2 separate regions of the Homo sapiens genome follow, and region 2 is linked to region 1. A link is an interaction called in ENCODE POLR2A ChIA-PET data of the cell type or tissue named here. Cell type or tissue: Caco-2. All regions are shown on one strand. Links, peaks and the distances in the headings refer to the core of each region. The heading gives the core; the rest is flanking DNA. Region 1 overlaps MINDY2 (MINDY lysine 48 deubiquitinase 2). Region 2 overlaps SLTM (SAFB like transcription modulator).

Region 1 (9,474 bases), core at 600-8,599:
ATGTGCTATATCTCCACTGAATTTCTGTGTCTTTTTGAAAGGGATCTGTGGAGAGGATATTGGGTGAGTAAGGTATGGAAGGGGCTTTTAAAAACATCTTTCTGAAGGGAACATTTAGTAATACAGATATTACAGACGGCAGTGGTACTTTTCAGCACAGGCATACCCAAGAAGTTGCAAGTATTCAATGAATTTCTTTTGGCTGTAGACCTCTTTATAGTTTTTGTACTTCTATCATAACAAAGTCCTTGCAATAGTGTGATAATTATAGTGTGGTAAGTTTTTACAACCACTTTGTAGCTTGAAGTACTATGGTTTGACACTAAGGGATGTCGAGGGAGTGGAATAAACCTATGTTATCTGCTTCTGGCACTACCAAGTTTTCTTTTCAATTTATTGTTGAAGTGTTAGTTTCATACCACAGATTTATCTTTAGTCCCTGTATCTATATCTCTCAGATCACTTATGAAACTTTTTAGGGCATTCCCTTCCCTCCTCCCCCATTGCTTCCGAGACATCTCTACTTACTCCAAAAGGAAGGAGGGAAAGAAGAAGAGAAATACAAGTTTAAAAAATATGTATACAGTTGATTCTCATTATTCATGGTAGCTATGTTCTATAAAGTTACTGTGAACACTGAATTAGTGAATGCTGAACCACTGTCCCTAGGATAAATATGAGTGAGTTTTTAAGGAGCATTTGGTAACATTTTCATCAGCTGATCAGTACATAAACTTGTTTTATGTGTGTTTCTGTTAAACACACCTTATTTAATATATACTGTTGATTCACTAGCGTTAAACTCACAGCCAACAGCACTACAGATAGAATATCCCTAATCTGAAAATCCAAAATCCAAAATGCTCCAAAATCTAAACACCAACATGACGCTCACAGGAAATGCTCATTGGAGGATTTCAGATTTCTCATTTTCAGATTAGGGATGCTCAGCTGATCAGTATAATGCAGACATTCCAAAATCCAAAAGAATCCACACCCAAAACCCTTCTGATCTCAAGCATTTTAGATAAGTGATACTCAACCTGTATAACTCATGCCTGAACGAAACCTATCTAGCACATGTATTTTCTCTATAAGGCACATCACAGCCTTTGTCTACTGAATGCTAGCCAGCACTTTGGCATTATGCTTGGATGCTGTTTGAAACAGCAAAATCACCAACAGAAAGCATAAAAATGTGAAAAACATGGCACTAAATAGACCATGAAAGGGACACTTGTTTACAGTATGCGAGAGAGCTGAAGCAAGAAGGCAGAATGTTGCCTTGTTTGACCTCAGCTGGGAATGTGCACATTGGGCCACTCAGAATTTTCACCAGTCTTCACATGTCCACAAACAAGCATGAAAATGCTGCAAGTATTGATTTGGGGGATCTAAATAAATTTTAGCCAGTTAGATGAACTTGTAGATATGAACTTGCAATGAGGATCGATTGTGTATATGAAGATCAGTTGTGTGTGTGTGTGTGTGTGTGTGTGTATATATATATATATATATGTTTTAAATTATACCCCGGATCACTTCTGTATATTTTATTGTATTTCAAAAACAAAAGCCATAATATCTATTTCCGAACTTGATACATCTACATGAGTGGCATATGTTGGAGGAGATTAGCATAAAAATGGCATAAAAAACCATTAAAAATGGCATCATTTATCCCACGGCTTTCTGTTCAGCCTTATGCCTACTTTTAGTTTTAAAGCAAGAATTGAGAAGTTTACAACTTAAGAATTATCTAGGATTTTTGTGAAATCTTAAGCTACTCAATTTATTAGGGCTACTTTTAATTTGAAAACACCTTGCTATTGGGAGGTAGCTGTTGACTGACATTTTTCTTTCCCACCCATTTTTAAAATTGCCTGACACCTGTCTTTTTACTTGCTTTCATGGCTTTTAGTTTTATTGTGTCTGCTTTTTTACTGCAACCTGCATGAAATCCTTTGTAATAGTAGGTGAAGTATAAGTAAATGCATTTGTTTATAAAAAAGAATTTCACATAACTATTTAGGATAGGAATGTCTGTATACACATATTTCATTGCAAAATTAAAAACACAAATGTCCAGTTTGGAGCCATCATAAAGTAGTAGGGAAAGTATTATAATTATTGGCCTTTTTCCATACTTGGAACACACTTTAAATAGAAAAAGAATAACTTTTTGATTTTGAAATTATTCTTCTATCTAATGTTATGCATTGGTTCTATAGGCTTTGTAGCTGAGCAGTTTCTAAATAACACAGCCACTCAACTGACATACCATGGATTATGTGAACTAACTTCAACGGTTCAGGAAGGAGAACTTTGTGTGTTCTTTCGGAATAATCATTTTAGCACCATGACCAAATACAAGGTATGATATAGAAATAGCTATTTAATCGTGATTCTAAATCAAAGGAGCTTGATTTAGAGTTGTCTTTTGATCTGCTTATAAATAAAAGATTTTAGCGTAATATTTCTTAACCATCAAATTATGAAGGTAATTATTAAATACAGTACTTCTTAAGGATGGGATGGATTAACAATTGAAGCATTACCTCAAATCACTTTTTGTTTTTTAATTCTCAACTTCTTTTTCACAGATCTTTGCAGTAAGAAGTATTTTATTATTTTCTTTCTGAGAGAAAAAAAAGATAAACCCTAGAGATAGAACTAGGATGACTTCTTTTTTTTTTTTTTTGAAATGGAATTTCGCTCTTGTTGCCCAGGCTGGAGTGCAATGGCGTGATCTCGGCTCACTGCAACCTCTGCCTCCCAGGTTCAGGCGCTTCTCCTACCTCAGCTTCCCGAGTAGCTGGGATTACAGGCATGCACCACCATGCCTGGCTAATTTTTGTGTATTTTTAGGAGAGATGGGGTTTCTCCATGTTGGTCAGGCTGGTGTCAAACTCCTGACCTCAGGTGATCGCCCGCCTCAGCCTCCCAAAGTGCTGGGATTACAGGCGTGAGCCACCATGCCCAGACTTTTTTTTTTTTCTTTCTTGAGACAGAGTTTCACTCTTGTTGCCCAGGCTGGAGTACAATGGCGTGATTTCAGTTCACCGCAACCTCCGCCTCAGGTTCAAGCAATTCTACTGCCTCAGCCTCCCGAGTAGCTGGGATTATAGGTATGCGCCACCACACCTGGCTAATTTTGTGTTTTTAGTAGAGACAGGGTTTCTCCATGTTGGTCAGGCTGGTCTCAAACTCCCGACCTCAGATGATAGCCCGCCTCAGCCTCCCAAAGTGCTGGGATTACAGGCTTGAGCCACCGTGTGCGGCCAGAACTAGGATGACATCTAATCATGGAAGTTTATATTTCAGTGCTAAAGGAATTTAGAAGAAATAAATTTATTTATTTATTTAGATGATTTGCCTTTATGATACTGTTTGCTATTATTAAACTTTAATGACTTTAATGTGACCAAACATTAAATTCTTTAATAATGTGTGGCTTTAAATTCTTCCTGTAGTGCCATTTATGGCTCTGTCAAAAACATTTACTGTTTTACTCTTTTTATCTCTTATAGCCATTCTTTTTGTTGTTACAGCTGTCACTTAGTTCAGAAGTTTGTCAACTTATACATAGATTTCTTCAGTAGTACAGTAGAATACTGTTCTGATCCCATCAGTAATATACCGAAAATGTTCAGTAGCACTTCATGCGTGGGGATAAAAATACAAGATATGTTCTATTTGCCAACACTTTACTTCAGCCAAAATGGTGTCTATTCACTGATAACTCTCCATCCCATACACACACTATACCTTCTAATTTCTGCACTTTACTGCCATATCTTGAAGGAGTGGGTTGCCCCTCCACACCTGTGGGTGTTTCTCATTAGGTGGAACAAGAGACTTGGAAAAGACAGAGACACAGAGACAAAGTATAGAGAAAGAAAAAAGGGGGCCCAGGGGACCAGCGTTCAGCATGCGGAGGATCCACGCCGGCACCGGCCTCTGAGTTCCCTTAGTATTTATTGATCATTATTGGGTGTGGCAGGATAATAGGATAATAGTGCAGAGAAGGTCAGAAGGTAAACACGTGAACAAATGTCTCTGCATCATAAACAAGGTAAAGAAAAAAGTGCTGTGCTGTTGATGTGCATATACATAAACATCGCAATGCCTTAAGGAGCAGTATTGCTGCCAGCATGTCCCATCTTCAGCCCTAAGGCGGTTTTCCCCTGTCTCAGTAGATGGAGTATACAATCGGGCTTTACACCAAGACATTCCATTGCTCAGGGACAAGCAGGAGACAGAAGCCTTCCTCTTATCTCAACTGCAAAGAGGCGTTCCTTCCTCTTTTACTAATCTTCCTCAGCACAGACCCTTTATGGGTGTCGGGCTGCCGGACGGTCAGGTCTTTCCCTTCCCACGAGGCCATATTTCAGACTATCACATGGGGAGAAACTTTGGACAATACCTGGCTTTCCTAGGCAGAGGTCCCTGCAGCCTTCCGCAGTGTTTTGTGTCTCTGGGTACTTGAGATTAGGGAGTGGTGATGACTCTTAACTAGCATGCTGCCTTCAAGCATTTGTTTAACAAAGCACACCCTGCACAGCCCTTAATCCATTTAACCCTTAGTTGACACAGCACACGTTTCAGGGAGCACAGGGTTGGGGGTAGGGTTACAGATTAACAGCATCTCAAGGCAGAAGAATTTTTCTTAATACAGAACAAAATGGGAGTCTCCTATGTCTACTTTCTGCACAGACACAGTAACAATCTGATCTCTCTCTCTTTTCCCCACAATATCTCACTCCTTAATCCCTGTTTGGAAAGGTCTTCTCATTCCTTTTTGCCTGTCCCAATTTTACCCATCCTTTAAGAAGCTTTTAAATACTAACTCTTTAGTAAAGCTACTTCTACTCTCCTCAAACCAGTGGTTCTCAACCCAAATTGTATGCTAAAACTGTATGGGAGGCTTTTTTAAAACTGCCAATCCTCAGAACCTACCACCAACTCCATTAAATGAGAATCTCCGGAGGTGGGATCTGAGCATCATTAATTTTGAGTGCTTTTCAGGTTATTTTAATGTGCAGCTAAGGCAGAGTACAATTCTCTAACCATCATCTAGCTGTTATTGGCTACATCATCTTTTTTTAGCCCTTATTGGTTAATACCTAATTACCAGTTTTCTTTCCATGTAAATATGTCATTTTTTTCTAAATGAAAGTGGCTTATTAAAGTCGTGAATTACATCTTCATATTTTCTTCAACACTTTAGTCAATGAATTACACAAAGTAGTATAAAATAATGACTTGTTTGCTTATGTAAGAATACCCTTAAAGCCGTTGCTCTCCCATTCCTATCTTAGTTATAGCAACAGCTCATTTGTATAACTTCAACATTTTAGCTAGATGTATGTCAGATGTGGGCCCAGAGTCATCCATACTCCTCAGAAATCTAAGGCCAAAGGACATAAGGATCAGATTTATTGATACATGGTGAATACTGCTAAATCATTTTATTTCTTACTTAACCTGACCTCTCAAGTCTAGGATTTATTCATTTATTTAACAAATATTTATTGAGCATGTATCATGTCTGGGTGCTCACTAGTAGTAGGAATACAGCCATGAGCAAGGAAGCTATGGTTTTTGCCTATTAAGGACCTCGTAGTTTGACAAGGGGCAGATATTAAATAATTACACAAATAATTATTAATTTATTTCTATTGAGATACAGTTTGTTAAGGATACATATCACAAGCTGTGAGTGTTTTTATCAGGATTTATAAGTTAGTTGCTTTTATTGGGACTTATAACTTAGGGATTGTCAGGAAAGATTTATTTAAGAAGGTCACATTTAAAATGATACCTGAGGCTGGGTGCGGTGTCTCACGCCTGTAATCCCAGCACTTTAGGAGGCCGAGGCGGGTGAATCACTTGAGGTCAGGAGTTTGAGACCAGCCTGGCCAACATGGTGAAACCCCGTCTTTACTAAAAATACAAAAATTAGCTGGGCATGGTGGTGGGTGCCTGTAATTCCAGCTACTTGGGAGGCTGAGGCAGGAGAATCGCCAGAACCTGGGAGGTGGAGGTTGCAGTGAACTGAGAATGTGCCATTGCACTCCAGCCTAAGCGACAAGAGCGAAACTCTGTCTCAGTAATTAATTAATTCATTAAATAAAAATAAAATGATACCTAAAAAGTGAATCTTCTAGTTTAATCAGTTGGCCAAAAAAGAGTTAACTTAGCAGATAGAACATGTATGCAAAGGCCCTGAGGAAGGAAACAGCTTGACTCCTGAGGAATTAAAAGAAAGTCAGTGTCCCTGAAACATAGCAAGTAAAAGGAATGAAGAAAGGCCAAATAGATAGCCAGGCACTAGATCTTGTAAAGTCTTGGGTTTTTTGTTTTGTTTTGTTTTGTTTTGTTTTTGAGATGGGGTCTTGCTGTCACCCAGGCTGGAGTGCAATGGCACAATCTCGGCTCGCTGCAAGCTCCGCCTCCCGGGTTCATGCCATTCTCCTGCCTCAGCCTCCAGAGTAGCTGGGACTACAGGCGCCCGCCACCACACCCAGCTAATTTTTTTGTATTTTTAGTAGAGACAGGGTTTCGCTGTGTTAGCCAGGATGGTCTCAATCTCCTGATCTCGTGATCTGCCTGCCTCGGCCTCCCAAAGTGCTGGGATTACAGGCGTGAGCGACCGCACCCGGCCTATTGCATCTCAAAATTAACTATAATTCTTTTTTTTTTTTTTTGAGACAGGGTGGGGTCTCACTCCATCACCCAGGATGGAGTGCAGTGGCTACTATCATTCTCAGTATCTAATAATCTAGTCCATATTCAAATTTGCCACTTGTCCCCAGAATAGTTCTATGGATGGTTTGTTCAAACCAGGATCTAATCAAAGACCATGCATTGCATTTGATAGAGTAACTCCATTTTGATATGATCCAAATCTTGTGTTCTTCAGGGATCCTATGGGCATTTGGATGATTATTTATGCCCCATTACAATTCTTGGTTCTATTTCCTATATTCCTATTGTACCAGCTTTCCAATCCTGAGTCTTTAGATAAGACACTGCTTTACTTCTGACAGAGTACCCAGTGAGTGCTTTTTTTATTTTTTATTTTTTTCCCTGAAACAGGGTCTTGCTCTGTCACCCAGGCTTGAGTGCGCTGCTGCAATCTCAGATCACTGCAACCTCTGCCTCCTGGGTTCAAGCGATCCTCATGGCTCAGCCTCCCAAGCAACTGGGACTACAGGTGTACACGATCACACCTGGCCAATTTAAAATTTTTTTTTTAGAGACAGGATATCCCTGTGTTGCCCAAATTGGTCTTGAGCTCCTGGGCTCAAGCAGTCTGCCCAACTCAACCTCCCAGAGTGTTGGGATTACAGGTGTGAACCACTACACCCAGACATGAGTGCATTCTTTATAAGGGTCAAAAGCACGTCTTCTTCACTGACCCAGTGACAGATTACCTGATTTACAACAGAATCTATAACACTTTGGCTGTTGGTGTAGAATAGAACCCCTAAAGGAATACTTTTAAAATACTAAATGAATGCTAAATAAAATTTAGGGAAGGGGTTCTTCCAGCATGGTGTCCATTTGCTTAATAAGGGAATAAGGCAGAGAGAGGATTGTGCCTTTGTTCTATTAAGGCTGTTCATCATTAAGATTATTATTCTCTCCTACTAATTCCTGAGTTGTTTGTAGCACTTTATAAACTTGAGCCCCAGAGAATGTGTGATTTAATAAGGACACAAATAATAATTTTTAAAAATAGAGGCTGGGCATGGTGGCTCATGTGTGTAATCCTAGCACTTTGGGAGGCCAAGGCTGGACAGTCGCTTGAGGCCCAGAGTTCAAAGCCAGCCTGGACAACATAGGAAGACCCCATCTCAACAAATAATTTTGAAAGTTAGCCAGTGTGGTGGTACGCACCTATAGTCCCAGTTACTAGGGTGGCTGAGGTGGGAGGATCACTTGAGCCCTGAGCCCAGGAGGGTGAGGCTACAGTGAGCCATGATGGCACCAAAAAAAAAAAAAAAGGAAACCTTTTTTAAACAAACTATGGCTATTTTTAAATCTACATTACATCTTCCATATCTTCCTACTGCCTTCTAGCATTTCACTTTTGAGAAACCCTGATTTTGAGGGACATCTTATGCATTCATATTTAATGACCAGCCAGGCTTACACATGTAATTGCAGTACTTTGAGAGGCAGAGGTGGGAAGATCACTTGAGCCCAGTAGTTAGAGACCAGCATGGACAATGAAGTAAGACCTTGTCTGTACAAAAAACTTTAAAAAAATTAGCCAGGCATGGTGGTGTGTGCCCATAGTCCCAGCTCTTTGGGAGGCTGAGATGGGAGGATAATTTGAGTCCAGGAGATCGAAGCTACAGTTAACTGTGATCATGCCACTGCACTCCAACCTGGATGACAGAGTAAGACCTTCTTTCAAAAAAAAAAAAAAAAAAAAAAGGAAAAATTATATTTAATCGTCACAGTGTTTTCCATCTTTCTACTCCTGTGAACTCTTTCTCTTTGGAACATCTATCGCATAAATACATTTCATCCCACAGAATTCAAGATATACTTTCAGGCCAGGTGTGGTGTGGTGGTTCACGCCTGTAATCCCAGCACTTTAGGAGGCCAAGGCAGGTGGATCACTTAAGGTCAGGAGTTCGAGACCAGCCTGGCCAACATGGTGAAACCCCATCTCTACTAAAAATACAAAAACTAGCTGGGCATGGTGGTGTGTGCCCGTAATGCCAGCTACTCAGAAGGCTGAGACAGGAGAATCGCTTGAATCCAGGAGGCGGAGGTTGTAGTGAGCCAAGATCATGCCACTGCACTCCAGCCTGGGTGACAGAGCGAGACTCCATCTCAAAAAAAACAAAAAAGATATACTTTCAGCAAACAAAATTTAACATCTAGATAGAATACTTTTCCACTTCAGTGGTGTTTACAACTAGGGGCTTATAATAATAAATTGCCAGTCTGTAATAAACAGGCAATCAGACATAAATATCTATACTTCTATTATTTTGTTAGTGGGGCTACTTTTTAGGGATTTTTTTTTTTTTTTTTTTTTTGAGATGGAGTCTCACTCTGTTGCCCAGACTGGAGTGCGGTGGCACAATCTCAGCTCACCACAACCTCCACCTCTCAGGTTCAAGCGATTGTCCTGCCTCAGCCTCCCAAGTAGTTGGGATTACAGGCGGGTACCACCACTCCTGGCTTATTTTTTTTAGTAGAGATTGGTTGCACCATGTTGTCCAGACTGGTCTCAAATCCCTGACATCAAGTGATCTGCCCACCTTGACCTCCCAAAGAACTGAGATTACAGGTGTGAGCCACTGAGCCCGGCCTAATTTTTATTACGACTTTTCAGAGGATCTTTATGCTTCTAAGTATTCATGATTATATTATATCATTATCATCTCAAGACCTAGGCCAACAGGGGAAAGTCCATGATGGCAGGACAAAAATGATTACCTAGGAAGG
Region 2 (9,474 bases), core at 1,015-9,014, 54 kb after region 1:
TCACTGAGTCAAGCCAATAACTCTCCTAAGAAAGAGGAATGGGAAAGAAAGGAGGACATGAAAGAGATGGGGAAGCTGAAGACCTGCTGGCTGAAGGGCCACATCCGACCTCAGTGTGAAGAGAAAGTAAAGCTCGCCTCTTAACGTATGAAGAGATTTTGTGTTAAATGTCTAAAAGCCTTCCCAAGAGTTATTTTAAAAGGGAGGAAACAGAACACACTTTCAGTATTTTCTTCCTAAGAATTTGAGGAATGCTAGGTAGAGAACAAGATGATGGTTCCAATGTGAGGTTAAGATTCATTATCTAGACTGAGTGCAGTGGCTCCCGCCTGTAATCTCAGCACTTTGGGAGGCCAAGGCAGGCGGATCCCCTGAGGTCAGGAGTTCGAGACCTGCCTGGGCAACATGGTGAAACCCTGTCTCTACTAAAAATATAAAAATTAGCTGGGCATGGTGGCACATGCCTGTAATCCCAGCTACTTGGGAGGCTGAGATGAGAGAATTGCTTGAACCCAGGAGGCGGAGGTTGCAGTGAGCCAAGACCTCGCCACTGCAGTCCAGCATGGGCGACAGAGTGAGACTCCATCTCAAAAAACAAAAAACAAAACAAAACAAAAGAATTCATTGTTTACTGGATCCTGCCATACGTACATACCCATATCTATATCAACTTGCCAGAACGTCACTGAATTCATTTAAAAGGAAGAATACAAACTAACACATTAATATCAGCTGTTCTGCAAACACTCTTTTGGAGACTACGGGTTGATACAGGGAAATGTTCAGGCAGATCTAGGGTTTTCAGTAGTTGCAATTCAGTCTCTCAGAAACTATAATGACTTTTATGGAAAGGATAAAGTGTTGGTTGTGTGCTGGCAGAAAAACTGGTTAGTTATTTACCTTGAATGTTGGGTTATCATGCCTGCTCCTGCCCGGCCGTCACCCATTCGCCTCGTATCATGATAGCTAGGCCCTTGAGAGGGTGGACCATGCCACTCTTTCCTTGGTCCGCTTGTGTCCCGTCCATGGCGTTCAACCACATGTCGCTCCTCAGGATAGTGCTAAAAGAATAGCATATGAAAAGTCACTTGGCCGGGCGCAGTGGCTCATACCTATAATCTCAGCACTTTGGGAGGCTGAGGCAGGCGGATCACCTGAGGTCAGGAGTTCGAGACCAGCCTGGCTAACATGGTGCAACCCCGTTTCTACTAAAAATACAAAAAATTAGTCAGGCATGGTACCCCACACCTATAATCCCAGCTACTCAGGAGGCTGGGGCAGGAGAATCACTTGAACCCGGGAGGCAGAGGTTGCAGTGAGCTGAGATTGCGCCATTGCACTCCAGCTTGGGCAACAAGAGTGAAACCCCATCTCAAAAAAAAAAAAAAGGAGAAGTCACAATACCCTCAGTCTTGGTCTCATACCAACTTATATTGGTGTGCTTTTAATGTCAGAAGCAAATTAATAAGATGTCTGAGAAGATAAAAGGATGAGTAGTGCAGCAGCATATGAAAAGAGTTTATATCTATTTTGTAGTGAGAAGCTACTCAGGTCTCAGGGAAGGGTATGGAGGAAATGATTTAATACTTTTGTTGTTGTTGTTTTGTTTTTTGAGACAGAGTCTCGCTCTGTTGCCAGGCTGGAATGCAGTGGCGCGATCTCGGCTCACTGCAACCTCCGCCCCCCGGATTCAAGCGATTCTCCTGCCTCGGCCTCCCAAGTAGCTGGGACTACAGGTATGCACCAGCACGCCCAGCTAATTTTTGTATTTTTAGTGGAGACGGGGTTTCACCATGTTGGCCAGGATGGTCTTGATCTCTTGACTTCATGATCCGCCCGCCTAGGCCTCCCAAAGTGCTGGGATTACAGGTGTGAGCCACCACACCTGGCCAATTCCTTTTTTTAAAAAATAATTTTTTTTTTTGGAGACATGATCACACTGTTGCCCAGGTTGGAGTACAGTGTTGCTACCGTAACTCACTGCAACTTTGAACTCCTGGGGCTCAAGCAATTCTCCTGCTTCAGCCTCCTGCCTAGCTGGGACTACAGGGTGCACACCACCATGCCCATCTTTAATTTTAATTTTCCTATGGAGATGGGGGTCTCACTATATTGTCCAAGCTCGTCTCGAACCCTTGGCCTCAAGTAATCCTCCCGCCTTGGCCTCCAAAAGTGCTAGGTTTACAGCCACGAGCCACCAGGCCTGGCCATTAATTTGTATTTCTGTATTTTCTAGCACCCAAGGGCTTTTTGACCCTTGATTATTTCAAATACTTGGATCTTATATTGACTGTAAGAAGGCACAGCCAGAGATCAAAACCTTAAGACAAGGCACGGCAGGGCCTATGATCAGCCTATCAGGACAACATGCAGACAGCACAGCAAACAGGAGTTGTGAACTTATTTTACATTGTACTACTTAGTGCTATGGCACTTACAAGGTGCTACATCCATAACTATGGAAAACAGAGTAGCAAACACAAAGAAACAGAAACTGTAGAACTAGAGATCTATGGAAAGAGAAAGCAAGCATTGTGATACTTAGCTTACAGGAAAGAAAGCAGAAGGTACCCACAGAGAGGCTTAGATATAATACTGGCAGAACAATTTACAGACTAACATTATGAAAAAGAAAATTTTCAAGGGAGGATACAAGATCTCCTCCTCAGGACACATTTTCTAAAAGGACCTCTGAATGCGGAGGGCTAGTCTTTGATACTTAAATTTTACTATAAACAAGGCAGACTTATTTGGATTATAGACTCAGTCTTAAAAATTCTTTTTAGGAGGTGGGCGTCATGGTTCATGCTTGTAATTCCAGCACTTTGGGAGACAGAGGTGGATGGTCGGAAGTTTGAAACCAGCCTGACCAACATGGTGAAACCCCGCCTCTACTAAAAATACAAAAATTAGCCAGGCGTGGTGGCGCACATCTGTAGTCCCAGCTAATCGGGAGGCTGAGGAAGGAAAATCGCTTGAACCTGGGAGGCGGAGGTTGCCGTGAGCCGAGATCGCACCACGGCATGTCAGCCTGTTTGACAGAGTAAGACTCCATCTCAAAAAACAAACAAACAAAACAAAACAAAAAAAACAACAACACACACACACACACTGTATTAAAATACAAAACAAACACCAGCATATAATGGAGACACACACACTGCACAATTCTTTTTGGTATATAATTTATGAAAGTATGTCCTAACTGTGCTACTATCAACCCACACGCCAGTATTTCATCAGTAGAAGAATACTTTTAAATGAGGCAAAAGGTTTTTGTTCATTTCGGTCTCTAAAAGATAAAGACACTTTCCTCTGTCCAGCTCATTAACTTACAAAATATTCAAGTCAATAAAGTGTCACAAGAGTAAAAATTTAAAAATATGTAACATTACACTCATCTACCTTTAGGATAAGAAGACAAAAAATAGACAAAAGTTCTATTTCAATTTTACACTTTAAGCTACTTAAATGAAGCAGGAGAAAAAGAAGAGTGTGTGTGTGTGTGTGTGTGTGTGTGTGTGTGTGTGTGTGTGTGTGTATTTTTTTTTTTTTTTTCCAGACAGGGTCTGGCTCTGTAGCCCAGGCTGGAGTGCAGTGGCACCATCTTGGCTCACTGCAACCTCCAACTCTTGGGCTCAAGTGATTCTCCTGCTTCAGCCTCCAGAGTAGCTGGGATTACAGGCGCCCACCACCACGCCCGGCTAATTTTTGTATTTTTAGTAGAGATGGGGTTTCACCATGTTGCCCAGGCTAGTCTGAAATTCCTGAGCTCAGGCGATCTGCCCACCTCGGCCTCCCACAGTGTTGGGATTACCTCCCAAAGTGTTGGCATGAGCCACCATGCCCGGCCAAGAATATTTTATTGAAAAGGAAACACAAGTAGGGGCCAAAGATTTCAGATGCAGTTTGAAAGCCTCAATTTCTTAAAAAGAAATAAAACCAAAGTTATCATTAGATAGGCTCACTTACCAAATTAACAATTCTTAAATTTCACTGGGAAGTTTAATCGAAATGGAGTATTTCAAGGCTAGTACCTTAACTCTTTGGACTACTGATGGTCAACTACTGACAGTAAAGTATGAGAAAAATTCAGATTTTAAAAATTTAAATAAAAAATTAATGCCTCTGAATCATTCCAATCTAGCTAATCTAAGCCACATCAAAATGCTACTGTATATCCAGAGTAGCTCATGAATCCTCTAAATGTATGTGTGCAGGCTCGCGGCAAGCCTCCCGCAGCACTTACCTGTGATCCACCTCCTCGGTCTGTGATGACTCCTCTGTCTCCCTCTCTGCTCCCGTACCCCGAAGCGCTGCTACGATTCCCAGGGGGAGCGCCTCTCACACTGTGCCCTGATACTTCTCTCCCAGATCGTTCTGGCCTTTCAACTCTGTTAAACAAAACATAAAAACATACATGATCAAAACTGTAATCTTAACTTTTTTTAACCCCAATGCATGAGACCACTAGGAAAGCATTACATAGTACACAGCTACCTTGTTTCCCGTTTGTCAGTGGACATGCTTCCTTCACTTTTCCAGCTGGTGGGTCTGGAAGGATTGGGCCCTGCCTCTCGAGGATGTCTAGGATGAGTGATATCAGGCCTGTCATGAATAATCACCGTTCTCCTTTCGTCTCGCTCCCCTCGTACTTCTCGCCTGTCTGATTCTCTAAGTTCATTTCTTGGTGGTGGAGGCTCATTTCTTCTGGAGTCACTGAAATTTTTGGGATATCTTTCGAAGCTTGGATCTTCCCTTCGTGCAGTAGGTCGTGCTTTTTTCCCCTCACTTTGACCAACAAAGCGATCCCGCCTATTGATTAGAAACAAAGAATATAGGTCCAAGAAGTGCTTACTTGAGTGCTTAATTCTTCTTAACTTTGTCTGCATAACCTACAATAATGAAACCAAAAAATGAACTTAAGGCAAAGCCATGGAAAAAAGCTAGTTATTGATTATTACAACTCATTTTCTTTTAAACTGAACTAAGTGTCTAGCCTAAAGGTTGGTTTTTTAGCATTCAGGAGAAATGATACCGAACACTCAAAAGTCACTACCAAGCTGAAGAATGTTTTACTGTTCTTAACAGTTGAGGCATATCCAAAGCAATCAGTGCTTCCACAGTTTTAAAGATAAGAAGAGGCGGGGAGTGGTGGCTCAGGCCTGTAATCTCAGCACTTTGGAAGGCTGAGGTGGGTGGATCACTTCAGGTCAGAAGTGCTAGACCAGCCTGGCCAACATGGCAAAACCCCGTCTCTACTACAAATACAAAAATTAGCCGGGCATGGTGGTGGTGCATGTCTATAATCTCAGCTACTTGGGTGGCTGAGGCACAAGAATCGTTTGAACCCACGAGGCAGAGGTACAGTATGCCAAGATTGCACCACTGCGTTCTAGCCTGGGAATCAGAATGAGACCCTGTCTCAAAAAAAATTAAAATAGAATAAAGATAAGAAGATAAAGCCAACCTGCTTAATGGTGTTCTAGTTAATTAATTTGGAATACTGAATCACATTCCCATTAACAGAAACAAAAACCACGTAAATTGTTCTGAGCATTCAGTTCTGACCTGGTACTTCCAGTTAAGATTTTAGGAGAAACAGAGTTATCACTAGCAAGGCTCATAAAATAAATATAACAATTTTCAACATATCTACCTTTCAAAAGATGAAGACTGTACTGCTGAACTCTCAGGAAACCTGCCCCTCTCTCGGTGATCAAAGTCATTAAATCTGTTCTGTTGGCGAGAGTAGTCGGATCCATGGCCAAATCGTGCATCTGTATCTAGAGACAACTTTTTATTCTCGCTCCAGTAAGGATCATCTCGCCTTGAAGAGAAATATTTGCTTATTTACATAAATTAGTTCTACAGTAATCAAACGACATTTACTTGGAGTCATACATACCACATGTTAGAACTGTGGACATAACAGGGCTAGTAAACTCAAGACATAACACATCAGGAGTACAAACTAGCAAAGACTTAATTGTTGAATTACATAAAGTCAAATAGTGTGAGAGGAATTTAACAGGAGAGAAAATAGTTGAAAAACTGCCTGTCTTTTCCATTAAATGGAAAAGACATTTAGCATTCAGGAGAAATGATACCATTAAATGGAAAAGACAAATAAAATACCTGAAACCACTTTATAATAAAATTCTAACCAGTTCACACAACCTCTTCAGTTATCCTTAACTTTGGAAACGTTAGAGTGGTAAGTCAGAAGCACAGTTCATTCATTCCACCTATTTCTCTACACAATCAACTCAGTTTCATAGAATTTATGTTAAGAAGATTAAATGGGCATACTTATGTTTTTAAATCTATATGAAGTATGAATCCAAACACACAATAGAATCTATCTTTCAATCTCAAGTTTATGACTTCCATTTCTATACTACCTGCACTACCTTTTTAAGAATGTTCAAAATCTGTTTAATTATTATTGAAGCCTACTATGACAATGTATTTCCAGTCATAATGAAAAACATTTGGCATCAGAAAGGTAGACAGGGAAAGAAACACAGACTGTTCCCACTTGCTAGTGCACTGGGTCTACCCCAGTACTGTAATCCTTCCCATCCCTGTTGATCATGACTTTTATTCCAGTGATGGGAGCCTGTACTTTCTAATTCTCTAGTCTTAGCCTAAAGGGAATAAAACAGCAAGGTTAACTGTTAAGGAATAAAATGAGTAACTACCTATGATCTACATCACGTGGGCGTTTCAAGGAATTCCTTTTTTCTTGTTCATAACGAAGCTGCTGTTGTTGCCTTCTGAGTTCCTCTCTTTCTCGAGCAATCCGTTCAGCTTCCTTACGACGTTCCTTCAGACAACACAGAATGAAGAACCAACCAAGGCAAAATGAAAACATAAGATAAGTATACATGCAACCTTGTTTTAATCCTGTTGCTAAGAAACCATCATAAGCAAAGACCAGGCAAAACACAAACCTATGACACCTAAATTTGATTTCAATAATCTAGGCTGTAGCTATTGTTCTGCAACATTAAAAATAACAAGGACTGGGTGGTAAAAGTTGGCAAGTATTTGGGAAGGTCAAGTTTAGTTTAATCATTCGACTAAAACAAAAGCACCTAAAGGGAATTAGAAATAGCATTCTTAATATGCATGGAGACTAAGTGCCTTAAAACCCTGAGGTGCAATTCTGCAAAGAGAGGCATTATTTCCTTCCAGCCTTGGGAAATCATTCCCACTATAATATGTAAGGAAATCGTTATTATTTTCTAAGACTGGGATAGTGACAGAGCCTGGATTACAACTACTCTGGACTCATAGTCCTATGCTCAGACTATTAGGCTGCCATGATATTGCAGAGCTAGAATTATTACCAGTTATCTAGAACAAAGTCACTACTAATTCTATTTTTAACTAGTACCTAATTCACTGTTATCTTTCAGGGACACTTAAAAGCTCCTTAGCTAAACTCATTCTATAGACGCTTTACAACAAGTAAAGCAAGTTTTAGGGCTAAAATCACAGAGTCTGAAAAAGGTGAGTTATTTAAGATGAAAAGATTTTCTGACTGCACCTGTTCAATACGAATGCGTTCCCTTTCCAAGCGTTCGCGTTCCATTCTCTCTCTCTCTAGTTTTTGCCTTTCAATTTCTAGGCGCTCTCTCTCTCTCTGTAAGCGTTCCCGTTCTTCCCGTTCACGAATTATTCTAATGCGTTCTCGCTCTCGACGCTCTCTCTCTGCAATCTCTCTTCGTCTACCAAAAATCAGTATTTAGAAATACTTAAATTATGCTAGCACTGTGTGAAAGAGAATAGCTTTGAATTTGAATTTTTCCTTGAGGTTGGCAATTTTAAATTTCAACTCAATCTAAGTAGTTTTAATGTAATTGGAAAGAGAATTCAAAGTAAAACTTTAAACAGATCCCAATATTTTCACTTATCTATAAATAAGACTGTCAACTGAGCAGCTAAATTTTATAATATAGAGTAGTTGCCTCTTAGATGATTCCTGTTTAAATAAAAATTACTATAATAGTCCATTAATTAATTGACATTTTAGAAGGATGTAATCTGCATATGTAAATTTACAAAACTACAACTTCCAACACTTGTTTTTGATGGAAAAAGCTCTAATCCCTATTATATATTCTATTGTATCTCCTTAAACAAGTACATACTTTGATGATTTGGGATCATAACAATGAACATCAATAATAGCAAATACTACATATAACAAAATGGTGTCCTTAAGGGCTATTTTGGAATGTTTACTATCCTATAATAGATGGCTCCAGGTAACATGCTTTTCTGAGTCAGAGGTAGTTCAATTGTTCACTGAACTGAATTGTTATTGTATTAGACTTTTAATGTTATTTTCTTACTGTAAGGTAGTCAGCATCCTTTTCTGTCATCAGCATGTCTTTCTCTAGTAACCCAGTGGTTCTCAATGGGTCAGTACTATTTCTACAGAAATCAATGGGATATTTTTAATTATCACAATGACCATGGGGCAGATACTAGTGTTTAGTGTATGAGGATGAAGGTATCTAAGTATCTTATTGATGCATGGAATAGTGAGGATAGTCGTACACAACAAGAACCATCCAACACCTCTCATACCTTTCAGATGCCACAACGGACATGCACACCATTAAAAACAACCAAACACCTTAAGCAAAAATAATATGTCAGTCTAGAACTCAACCCCATTTTTAATAAATACTGTTTGCTTTGATATTATTTCTATAATCTAGAATTTCCAATAATGCAACTCCATATAAATAGAAGGAAAATTATACTTTCTTGCGACTTTTACCAAGAGTTGCTCACCATTTCAGAAATCATGTCATAATGTCAACACTACTTCTGGTATTTACTAACCAATACAACATATTAAATGACATACAACGTCAGTCTGTATTTGAAGCTGTCCCATTCTCAGTGAGTCTAAATAGGGATGCAAACATCTGACTACTTCATTAAGTCATGCCTAAACCTTCATATCTGGAATACATATTTTTATTATAAATTACTTTTATTTCTCCTTTATATTATAGTTAAGCCATTACATTTTTTTCTTTTTTTGAAATTGTTAGTATAGCTTAAGTATGTTATACATCAATTTCATTTCAGGAGAGTAAAGGCATTGCAACTTTTTTTAATATAAAAGGGAATTTGGTCACATAGGGTTTGAGAATCACTGGTCTAGTTGCTCCTCAATCCCACTCTCCTCTCAATCTGTTGTCAACTAAATACACAGGAAGCTAGGCACATTTGGACTTCATCTTAAAAAAGAGAAAATGGGTTCTATGTGCTACAAGGATTACTTCCTTTTAGTAAAGTTGTGTGTCAATTATTGTACAGAATAATCTAAGTTGCTAAAAGTATCTCTGGTAGTTCCTAACGCTGTCGTCAATGAATGGATGAAATCCCATGATAAGTAACCCCTGGACAAGACAGCTTAACATTTGAAATAATATACTATAAAACACA

What was found. ChIA-PET counts read pairs that join two places held together with the same protein. Peaks named below come from ENCODE experiments on the same cell type or tissue, not always from the same donor. Only the 100,000 strongest peaks of a DNase experiment are listed, where the experiment ranks them.
Region 2: POLR2A ChIA-PET joins it to region 1 with 5 read pairs; 5 of 35 experiments call an interaction of 5 or more read pairs at or near these places.

What each region holds. Positions count from the first base shown.
Region 1 is chr15:58,829,543-58,839,016 of GRCh38, forward strand. It overlaps MINDY2 (MINDY lysine 48 deubiquitinase 2), which reads left to right. Exons shown (of 9, transcript NM_001040450.3): 6 at 2,232-2,374. Among named protein-coding and RNA genes, the nearest start is that of MINDY2, 63 kb to the left of the region's middle. RefSeq lists an enhancer at 4,018-4,785. In Caco-2, for the core only: no CTCF peak of the experiment used is centred there; a DNase peak (open chromatin) is centred at 4,369; H3K4me3 peaks cover 162 bases.
Region 2 is chr15:58,882,726-58,892,199 of GRCh38, forward strand. It overlaps SLTM (SAFB like transcription modulator), which reads right to left. Exons shown (of 21, transcript NM_024755.4): 15 at 7,556-7,736; 16 at 6,705-6,829; 17 at 5,660-5,830; 18 at 4,501-4,815; 19 at 4,250-4,394; 20 at 901-1,061. Among named protein-coding and RNA genes, the nearest start is that of SLTM, 46 kb to the right of the region's middle. In Caco-2, for the core only: no CTCF peak of the experiment used is centred there; no DNase peak of the experiment used is centred there.